2 separate regions of the Homo sapiens genome follow, and region 2 is linked to region 1. Evidence: read pairs that join two places in POLR2A ChIA-PET (ENCODE). Cell type or tissue: Caco-2. All regions are shown on one strand. Links, peaks and the distances in the headings refer to the core of each region. The heading gives the core; the rest is flanking DNA. Region 1 overlaps TENT2 (terminal nucleotidyltransferase 2). Region 2 overlaps CMYA5 (cardiomyopathy associated 5).

What was found. ChIA-PET counts read pairs that join two places held together with the same protein. Peaks named below come from ENCODE experiments on the same cell type or tissue, not always from the same donor. Only the 100,000 strongest peaks of a DNase experiment are listed, where the experiment ranks them.
Region 2: POLR2A ChIA-PET joins it to region 1 with 9 read pairs; 3 of 35 experiments call an interaction of 5 or more read pairs at or near these places.

Annotation. Positions count from the first base shown.
Region 1 is chr5:79,650,619-79,656,003 of GRCh38, forward strand. All of the region lies in intron 10 of TENT2 (terminal nucleotidyltransferase 2), which reads left to right. Among named protein-coding and RNA genes, the nearest start is that of CMYA5, 37 kb to the right of the region's middle. In Caco-2, for the core only: no CTCF peak of the experiment used is centred there; no DNase peak of the experiment used is centred there.
Region 2 is chr5:79,782,101-79,787,485 of GRCh38, forward strand. The region is part of intron 9 of CMYA5 (cardiomyopathy associated 5); the gene reads left to right. Among named protein-coding and RNA genes, the nearest start is that of CMYA5, 95 kb to the left of the region's middle. In Caco-2, for the core only: no CTCF peak of the experiment used is centred there; a DNase peak (open chromatin) is centred at 2,701; H3K4me3 peaks cover 692 bases.

The DNA of each region.
Region 1 (5,385 bases), core at 328-5,327:
CTTGGAAAGTTGAGATGATTTGATGCCCTTATAGCTGTGTTTCTGTACTGAGGATACTGGGAACTGGGAAAAGAAGAAGGCACCTTTCCTTATGCTATAGATCAAAAATGGTTAGGGTTGGGGATTACAATTTTGTTAACCTAATTCCTGGTAGACTGGGCTTCTTTGGATAGGGATTGGAGGATGATACCCAAATTGAGAATTTCTTTATAGTGAGTCACTTTTACTAGTATAGGAGGATAGATAGAAGTGGTTGGGACAAAAACAAAGATTGTCTTACCAATGCCTTAAAAAAGAGCAGTTCAGAGGTGAGATTGGTTGTCAGGAATTCTCTATTTTGTTTCAGAATTATTATGTTTAAAATAATACTTAAAACGTAGTGATATTAAAAGTTATTTTACATTTTAAAATTCATTTTGAATAAGTTGTGTATACATTTCATAGAAAATCCTGAGAATATACTAAAGTGGACAGAAAAAAAATACATTTCCCATGAATTTTCACACCCAAAAATTGTTATTGTTAATATTTGTTTTATTTTTTCTGGCTTTTGTTTTTTTTGCAAAGGTTTCAAGATGTTTAGCCAAATATAAATACATAAATGTCAAGTTCAGGTCTTTTAATTCCAAAAGTTGGGGACAAATAAATAACTGTAAAGGGTGGATGTTCTTTTTTCCTCTACAAAAACATGGTCTTCTTAAATAATGTTCTTACATTTTCTTTTACCTGTTCATTACATGATTCTCAGACTTTTAGATTTCAAGGAAAGTAATATCCAAAAAAAAAAGAACCAAACTGGAGTTTTTATTTTGCTATGTTAAGTATTAGAACCAAAAAACTGCTACCAATTACTACCATCACTTCATAAAAGATGGTGCATAAAATACCAAAAAAGCAATGATATAATCTCAGAATAATGGACAGACCATCACAAAACAGTCTGATTGTTACACCCTTTCCACTTTTGGCACACACACACACATTTTGATTTTTTTTGTTTATGACAGCTTAGTAACCTTTCCTCTATGGTGGAGAATTTGGGGAGCATTTTTTCATATTTATCTTAATTGAAGTAGTCTTAGAGCTAGCTAGTTCTCAAGAAAATCTTGATTCTACCTTTAGACACATCTTCATCCCATCTTTGTCTGGAGATAGGGTGCCATTATTTGACTAAAGTGTTTATGTTAATGTTCTTAATTTCATAGTGTGTCAACCTTGTCCGTTCTTGGTAATCAAAGTTTTATGGTATACTCCTAGGGTGAAATTGGCATTCTACATTCTTGACAGAATATAATCTTATACTCTGTCCTGTTACTTACAGAATTTCACTTGAACATGTATTACAGATGTAGGGATTAATATTCTTAAATTGGCAGTTTTTAATAATGACAAAATGGAATACACAATCATGCTGAGAGTGTTGATTTGGTACAACTCTTTTAGAAAGCAGTGTTGTATATTTGTGTTCATGTCCTTTGACTCAGTTATTTCATTTCTAGAAATTTATCCTAACGTAATAATGAGTGGTACATATATGGATGTACATGTAAAGCTATTTTTTTATGGTGTTACGTAAATAATAGAAGATTAGAAGTACTCTTAAATTTTCTAGAATAGGGGAATGGTTAAATTAATTACGATATACCCTAATATGAGATCTACATAGCCACCAACAATCATGTTTTTAATATATTTAATGATACAAGAAAATGTTCATGATATATTCTCATACATCATAATACCAATTTTATTTAAAGATAATAACTGTGTATATATATTTGTATATATACAAATACTGAAAAGGTAGGTGCCAAAATTGTATCAGGGTTATTTGTGGACAGTTTAGCAAAGTTCTCTGTACTTCACTATACTTGCAGATGTTTTATAATATATGAGAGTATATTTTCCTTTGGATGCTGGTCTCAAATGATTTTTTTGACTTATCGAGAGAGACAAAATAGTTTAAATGGGCCATCATTTTATGAATCAGTCATTAGAGAGGTTTGATAATCTTCTTTAATGTTAAAGTAGTTCAGGCTAATCTTAATACATGTATTTTTATTGCTGACCAGTCTTGAATATATACTGGTTTGATGATTGATTTGCCCCTCTAAAAAAATTTGAAACATATGACATTGGCTGTTTTAGATAATACTTTGTGTCATTAATCATTTTTGTCCAATTTTACAAAATATATGTCAATCTTGAACATATATTACTTTATAATATATGTTACTTTATAATATATGTTCAGGTGAACTCTTAACATATTTTTTTCAGTGAACTCTGTTCTCTTGTGGGTTACAGTTTACTTTCATTAAAAATGGAATAGGATTTCTTATATATATAAAATATAAAAAATATGTGGCACCACCATTCCCTATTTATATTTTAGTTGTGATTTAAAAATGAGATTTGACTAAAGCATTTAGCATACATGATCATCCATAATATGTGCCCTACTCCTTAATTCTTACTGGTTACCTTAGAAATTTTAAGTTTGACTGACTTCTTTAGAAAAATGTACGTAAATCACAGATGCCCCAATGTGGTATTGAAAGCAAATTAAAAATTTTAAATTAGGGCCAGGCACAGTGGCTCATGCCTGTAATCCCAAGTGCTTTGGGAGGCAGAGGTGGGAGGATTGCTTGAGGCCAGGAGTTTGAGACCAGCCTGAGCAATATAGTGAGACTCCTCCATCTACAAAAATAAAAAATGAAAAAAATTAGTTGGGCATGGTGGCACATATCGTTAGTCCTAGCTACTCAGGAGGCTAAGGTGGGAGGATTGTTTGAGCCCAGGAGTTTGAGGTTGCAGTAAGCTATGATTATGCCACTGCATTTCAGCCTGACCAGCAGAGTGACTGTGTCTTAACAAAACAAAAAAATTAAACATTGCTATTTTGCCAGTCTGATCAAATCATATTAAAATTTAGTTTAGACTTTGCCAAACATTTTATTTTTGACAGAGTAGTCCCATTTACTGAAGTGGTTTATAATTAATGGCACTGCATTCAGCCATTCCTAGGTCTTTCTTGAAGGACATTAGCTACCCAGAGCTAATGTGTATCTCTATACTGGCAAATTTAAGCTACTCCTCCCTAGAAGAAATGAGATGATTAAAATAGTTGCTTTTCTTGGCAGTATCACATTACTGTGAGGGAAAAGGGCAAACAAGAGTCTGCAAGGTGTATTGAGTAGTTACAGCTCTGCCACAAAAAACTAGTTTTTGTGACTTTGGTGAAGTTATTGTACCTCACTGGCCTTAATCTCACCTGTAACACAAACAGTTGGATTAAATGACCTTTACGTTTTGTTTAACTTCTTAAATGCTTTAATATCTTTTCTGCCATAAGCAGAGAAAGGAAATAGGTCCTCTGTATGTAGAAAAGGTTAAAAAGATTAACACATTTCCTAGAATAAATTCCAGTAGTCAATAATTGACTACAGATACTTGAAAGATGACTCATCAAAGCATGAGGGGGAATTGAGAAAGGATTTTAATTATAATTTAAGAGTTAATGAAAAAGGAGGCCGGGCACGGTGGCTCACGCCTGTAATCCCAGCAGTTTGGGAGGCTGAGGCGGGTGGATCACTTGAGGTCAGGAATTCGAGACTAGCCTGACCAACATGGTGAAACCCCGTCTCTACTAAAAATACAAAATTAGCTGGGCGTGGTAGTGCACGGCTGTAATCCCAGCTACTTGGGAGGCTGAGGCAGTAGAATCACTTGAAACCAGGAGGCGGAGGTTGCAGTGAGCCTAGATTGTGCCATTGCACTCCAGCCTGGGCAACAAGAGCGAAACTCTGTCTCAAAAAAAAAAAGTAATGAAAAAGGTAAGATCATCAATTGGCTAGAAATAATAACATTAATGAATATTCATGGAATGTTTACCATATTCCTAGGCATACAGAGCTTTCTGGTAGACATTTTAAAATTGTCTTTGCAGAGCCTGGCCAACGTGGCGAAACCCTGTCTCTACTAAAATACAAAAAACTAGCTGGATGTGGTGGTGCACACTTGTCATCCCAGCTAGTGGGGTGGCTGAGGCATGAGAATCACTTGAATTCGGGAGGTGGAGGCTGCAGTGAGCCCAAATCGTGCCACTGTACTCCAGCCTGGGTGACAGAGCGAGACCCTGTCTCAAAAAAAAAAATTAATAAATAAGTAAATAAAGTTGTTCTTGCGCTTTCAAAATTAATGATTCTTAGTGTGATTGAAGACCTGCTATTTAAAATTTAAATTTTTGGTACATCTATATGGAAAGTTTATGGGTATAAATTTGTGGGGTCTCTACCAGCAAGCTGTTATGGAAACTATGGGCAAAGTAAAATTTTGTAGATTAGCTGTATTCAAGGCATTACCTATTAATCATGTATTCTGATAATGAGCTTTTGTTTTGTTTTTACTTTGCCTTTGAGAGAGAAATTTAAAAGACTGAACCTGTAGTCCAGAATTCTGAAGTTAAAATAGTTGTTATAGTCAGATTTTTCCAGAATTTACATTGCTTGAAGTAAGATAAACATTTTAAAAACTACTAAACTCATTGAGACTAATATCAGGATATTGTTAATAAATAACTTCTGCAGTACACTAATTGCTTCTCTGATGACTAGTGTTTATAAATCTTTTAAAGTTGTAACATAAAGAATTTACTTAATGATAACCCTGCCTCCAAAAATTTCCAAATTACTGAGTTCTAAAAGCTTTTTTGTCCATTGAAAGATCCTCAACCAGTGGCTAGTATTTGTTTTTGTCTCCTAGCATTCTAGTTATGGTACCAGAATGAGATAAAGGTTTTTTATTCTAATTCTCTATAATCTTCTCTTCATCCTTTGTTTTATTATATTTTTAGTATACTAGAGTATTGAATGGGAAAGGTATTCAAGTTTTTAAGTAAGCTAATTTATTGTAAGATTTTCCAATTTGACTTCTGTATTATAACCAAAATTACTAGAAAGCTATTAAAAAGTCTTATACAAATAGAGAGACATTTAGAATTAAAGTGAGTGGGGTTTGAGTTTACTTGGCAGGTCTTCTAGAATGTTGAGTATTTGAATGCCTCTTAGGGGAAAGGAATATATATATCCTTACTTTCTAAGAGTGATTCTGGTAAGTAATGATTGAGTTTTTTTTTTTTTTACTAATATTCTCAGTCATGTACTGAGAACATGCACACATACCATGGAATTTTATTTTATGCCAGTTTTCAACATGGGGATGAAATGTGATACATAAAGGAAATTTAAATAAAGCATCCTACTTTGTACTGCGTGGTAAAAATTTATACCCTTTTAATTATAGTTGGAGACCGTGTAAGTTGGTCATAATGGTTCATTACATTTACATTAATAGATTTCAGAAGTCATTTTTTAAAGTTTTTGC
Region 2 (5,385 bases), core at 144-5,143, 130 kb after region 1:
ATTCTGGTATGTGGTGTCTTTGTTCTCGTTGGTTTCAAAGAACATCTTTATTTCTGCCTTCATTTCGTTATGTACCCAGTAGTCATTCAGGAGCAGGTTGTTCAGTTTCCATGTAGTTGAGCGGCTTTGAGTGAGATTCTTAATCCTGAGTTCTAGTTTGATTGCACTGTGGTCTGAGAGATAGTTTGTTATAATTTCTGTTCTTTTACATTTGCTGAGGAGAGCTTTACTTCCAACTATGTGGTCAATTTTGGAATAGGTGTGGTGTGGTGCTGAAAAAAATGTATATTCTGTTGATTTGGGGTGGAGAGTTCTGTAGATGTCTATTAGGTCTGCTTGGTGCAGAGCTGAGTTCAATTCCTGGGTATTCTTGTTGACTTTCTGTCTCGTTGATCTGTCTAATGTTGACAGTGGGGTGTTAAAGTCTTCCATTATTAATGTGTGGGAGTCTAAGTCTCTTTGTAGGTCACTCAGGACTTGCTTTATGAATCTGGGTGCTCCTGTATTGGGTGCATAAATATTTAGGATAGTTAGCTCCTCTTGTTGAATTGATCCCTTTACCATTATGTAATGGCCTTCTTTGTCTCTTTTGATCTTTGTTGGTTTAAAGTCTGTTTTATCAGAGACTAGGATTGCAACCCCTGCCTTTTTTTGTTTTCCATTGGCTTGGTAGATCTTCCTCCATCCTTTTATTTTGAGCCTATGTGTGTCTCTGCACGTGAGATGGGTTTCCTGAATACAGCACACTGATGGATCTTGACTCTTTATCCAACTTGCCAGTCTGTGTCTTTTAATTGCAGAATTTAGTCCATTTATATTTAAAGTTAATATTGTTATGTGTGAATTTGATCCTGTCATTATGATGTTAGCTGGTGATTTTGCTCATTAGTTGATGCAGTTTCTTCCTAGTCTCGATGGTCTTTACATTTTGGCATGATTTTGCAGCGGCTGGTACCGGTTGTTCCTTTCCATGTTTAGCGCTTCCTTCAGGAGCTCTTTTAGGGCAGGCCTGGTGATGACAAAATCTCTCAGCATTTGCTTGTCTATAAAGTATTTTATTTCTCCTTCACTTATGAAGCTTAGTTTGGCTGGATATGAAATTCTGGGTTGAAAATTCTTTTCTTTAAGAATGTTGAATATTGGCCCCCACTCTCTCCTGGCTTGTAGGGTTTCTGCCGAGAGATCCGCTGTTAGTCTGATGGGCTTTCCTTTGAGGGTAACCCGACCTTTCTCTCTGGCTGCCCTTAACATTTTTTCCTTCATTTCAACTTTGGTGAATCTGACAATTATGTGTCTTGGAGTTGCTCTTCTCGAGGAGTATCTTTGTGGCGTTCTCTGTATTTCCTGAATCTGAATGTTGGCCTGCCTTGCTAGATTGGGGAAGTTCTCCTGGATAATATCCTGCAGAGTGTTTTCCAACTTGGTTCCATTCTCCACATCACTTTCAGGTACACCAATCAGACGTAGATTTGGTCTTTTCACATAGTCCCATATTTCTTGGAGGCTTTGCTCATTTCTTTTTATTCTTTTTTCTCTAAACTTCCCTTCTCGCTTCATTTCATTCATTTCATCTTCCATTGCTGATACCCTTTCTTCCAGTTGATCGCATCGGCTCCTGAGGCTTCTGCATTCTTCACGTAGTTCTCGAGCCTTGGTTTTCAGCTCCATCAGCTCCTTTAAGCACTTCTCTGTATTGGTTATTCTAGTTATACATTCTTCTAAATTTTTTTCAAAGTTTTCAACTTCTTTGCCTTTGGTTTGAATGTCCTCCCGTAGCTCAGAGTAATTTGATCGTCTGAAGCCTTCTTCTCTCAGCTCGTCAAAATCATTCTCCATCCAGCTTTGTTCCGTTGCTGGTGAGGAACTGCGTTCCTTTGGAGGAGGAGAGGCGCTCTGCATTTTAGAGTTTCCAGTTTTTCTGTTCTGTTTTTTCCCCATCTTTGTGGTTTTATCTACTTTTGGTCTTTGATGATGGTGATGTACAGATGGGTTTTCGGTGTAGATGTCCTTTCTGGTTGTTAGTTTTCCTTCTAACAGACAGGACCCTCAGCTGCAGGTCTGTTGGAATACCCTGCCGTGTGAGGTGTCAGTGTGCCCCTGCTGGGGGGTGCCTCCCAGTTAGGCTGCTCGGGGGTCAGGGGTCAGGGACCCACTTGAGGAGGCAGTCTGCCCGTTCTCAGATCTCCAGCTGCGTGCTGGGAGAACCACTGCTCTCTTCAAAGCTGTCAGACAGGGACACTTAAGTCTGCAGAGGTTACTGCTGTCTTTTTGTTTGTCTGTGCCCTGCCCCCAGAGGTGGAGCCTACAGAGGCAGGCAGGCCTCCTTGAGCTGTGGTGGGCTCCACCCAGTTCGAGCTTCCCGGCTGCTTTGTTTACCTAAGCAAGCCTGGGCAATGGCGGGAGCCCCTCCCCCAGCCTCGCTGCCGCCTTGCAGTTTGATCTCAGACTGCTGTGCTAGCAATCAGCGAGATTCCGTGGGCGTAGGACCCTCTGAGCCAGGTGTGGGATATAGTCTCGTGGTGCGCCGTTTCTTAAGCCGGTCTGAAAAGCGCAATATTCGGGTGGGAGTGACCCGATTTTCCAGGTGCGTCCGTCACCCCTTTCTTTGACTCGGAAAGGGAACTCCCTGACCCCTTGCGCTTCCCAGGTGAGGCAATGCCTCGCCCTGCTTCGGCTCGCTCACGGTGCGCGCACACACTGGCCTGCGCCCACTGTCTGGCACTCCCTAGTGAGATGAACCCGGTACCTCAGATGGAAATGCAGAAATCACCCGTCTTCTGCGTCGCTCACGCTGGGAGCTGTAGACCGGAGCTGTTCCTATTCGGCCATCTTGGCTCCCAGTAATTTCATTTTTAAAAACTAGGTATTTTATCATCTGGAATTTATCTCAGTAGATTGTGTGAAGTAGGAAATCCTACTTTTTTTTTTTTTTTAGTATGGCTATCTAGCTGTCCCATCAGGAAAACCCATCATTTTCCCTTCTGATCTGAAATACTTCCATTATTATACACTCAAGAGACTATATGTTTGGGTCTATTCCTGACCTTTATAATCTGTCTATTGATCCATCTATTTATGCCCCAGGACCATACTGGTTTTATTATTGTAGCTTTATAATTTAGAATTCCTGGTAGATTAGGTTGCCGCTTCCTGACTTTTTTTTTCTATTTGCTAGTTTGTATTTGATATGATCTTTAGAATCAGGATGCGTAGCCTCCTCCATCAGCCTGCTCCTGACTATTTGTTATTTTTAGAGATCATGTTAAATTTATAGATTAACTTAGGGAGAATTGAAATTTTTATGATGTTGCATTTTCCTATCCAAGAACTGATGTGCCTTTCCCTTCACTCAAGTCTTTTTTTGTTTCCCTCAGTAGCATCTTAAAAAATGTTCTTTATATAGATCTTATATCTTTATATATTTTTATGTCTGTCACTATTCTAAATAAGATTTTTCATTTTATCTCCTATCTAGTTGTTATTTGTATATAAAGGCTTTTGATTTCTTGTATCAGTTTTATATCTAGCCATCTTACTGAATTCTCTTATTATGTAAGAGTTTTTCAACTGATTTTCTTGGGTTCTCTAGATAAATGGTCCCATCATCTGCAAATGGTAGTAATTTTACCTCCTCCCTCCCAGTGTTTTTAACCTCATGTTTCTCTCTGACTTAATGGGAATGCTTTTAATATCCCCCTTAACCATTATGACCCCAATTATTTTTTACTTCGTAAAAATCCTTTTCAATTCCTACCAAAAATGATTCTGACCCCATTGTGCACCTTAGTCATGGCAAACTTTCCAGTTGCTCCTTGCCAAAACTCAAGAATAAAAGGGCCCAAGCTAGAGAGGCTGTCCTCACAAGCATCAGCTGCTGGGGGCTTCCACTCATTTTCCTCTGAAACAACAGAGAAAGAGACCATCTCTCATTCGCAGAGCAGCCCAAGGCCTTCTGAGGAGACAGTGAGTCTCCTCTAAGTCATTTCTCTCTGCTTTGTAGCAGTGGAGCTACCAAGGGTGAGATGAGCAGGTTGAGAGGCCTCTGAAGCCTGCTGGGCACAATGCTCTGTGATAAGTTTCAGCTCCACTGGAGCTTATCATCCACCAGCAATCGACTTCATGGCTGCTGCTCAGAGGCTCTAGGTGCTGCGCTGCTCACTGCCCTCACGTCTCTGGGACTTCCACACATAAAGCCATCTCTTTCCATTGCACTATGGCACTTGTAGGGAGGATCCCACACTTAGGGCCCAAAATGAGACCATTTGAGTCAAATTTCTAATTGTCTTTCAAATTTTATTATTGGCTGTAGACTTCCAATCATAGTCACATCAGTCGTGTTATTTACTGGTATAAAATCCCTAAGCACCAACTAAGTACCAACAATCGTGGCCTCATTTGCTGTCTGATCACTCACCTTAGTTTGGGTATTCTGTGAACTTGAATTCTACTGCAAACTATGCAATGCTTGTTATAAGTCATATGGACTTAGTTACAATTAGGACAAATTTTTGTTTCTAAAATTAAAAAAATCATAATCTCTGGAAGAGTGCTACTCTTTAGATCTCAAATTCCAGAATTTTTGAAGTTTTTGTTAGGCTAAAAAGCAGGGACAGCTGACATGAAGACTTTGGTGACATCTGAGTGGAGTCAGAATAAGTAGACAAGGAAACGAACCATTTGTTCTAACCTTTTTTGCTTTGTTCTTGGTGCTTGAGCATAAGGTGGCAACTTGTATACAATAAAACACCACCACATTTCGTATTACTTTTGTTTGCGTGCCTGCTGCTTTTATTTCACAGATTCAATGAGGACATTGTGCACATTTGTCAAATCTGCCTGACCTGTTTCATGCACTGAAAGCAGGACGGATCCCATATTTTGACTTCAGTACCATGTAAACCTTTATTCTTTAAATGAGCAATGAGACAGAGCATGCAGTTGACTATATATGTGGAATTTTCTCCTTGACAGACTTCATCATCTTAAGGGCAAACACTTACCTACAAAACAGTATCCTTGCTGTTTAACAACTGTGTTGTTATAAAATGAAGCCAGTGTGTTGTCTTTGTCTCTAAAGCTAAAATTTCCCCACCAATCCTTGTCACTTTTCCCCTTCCCACCCCCGCCTCCTCAACAAGCCCTCAGAATAACAGGCAGAGACAGGGCCTGGGCACATGATAAGTGATCAATACATATTTATTTAGGGAGCAAATGAAGTCTGAAATTCAGTTCAGGCTGACTATGCTTAGTGAGACAATAATTTTGTTACTAATTATAATTAATGTTCATTTAAAACATTTCTTCAGTCATCAATTCCAATAAGATAAGCAATACATCTACCCCAGAATAATATTCTAGATATTAGTCAGAAATTACATTCTCAAT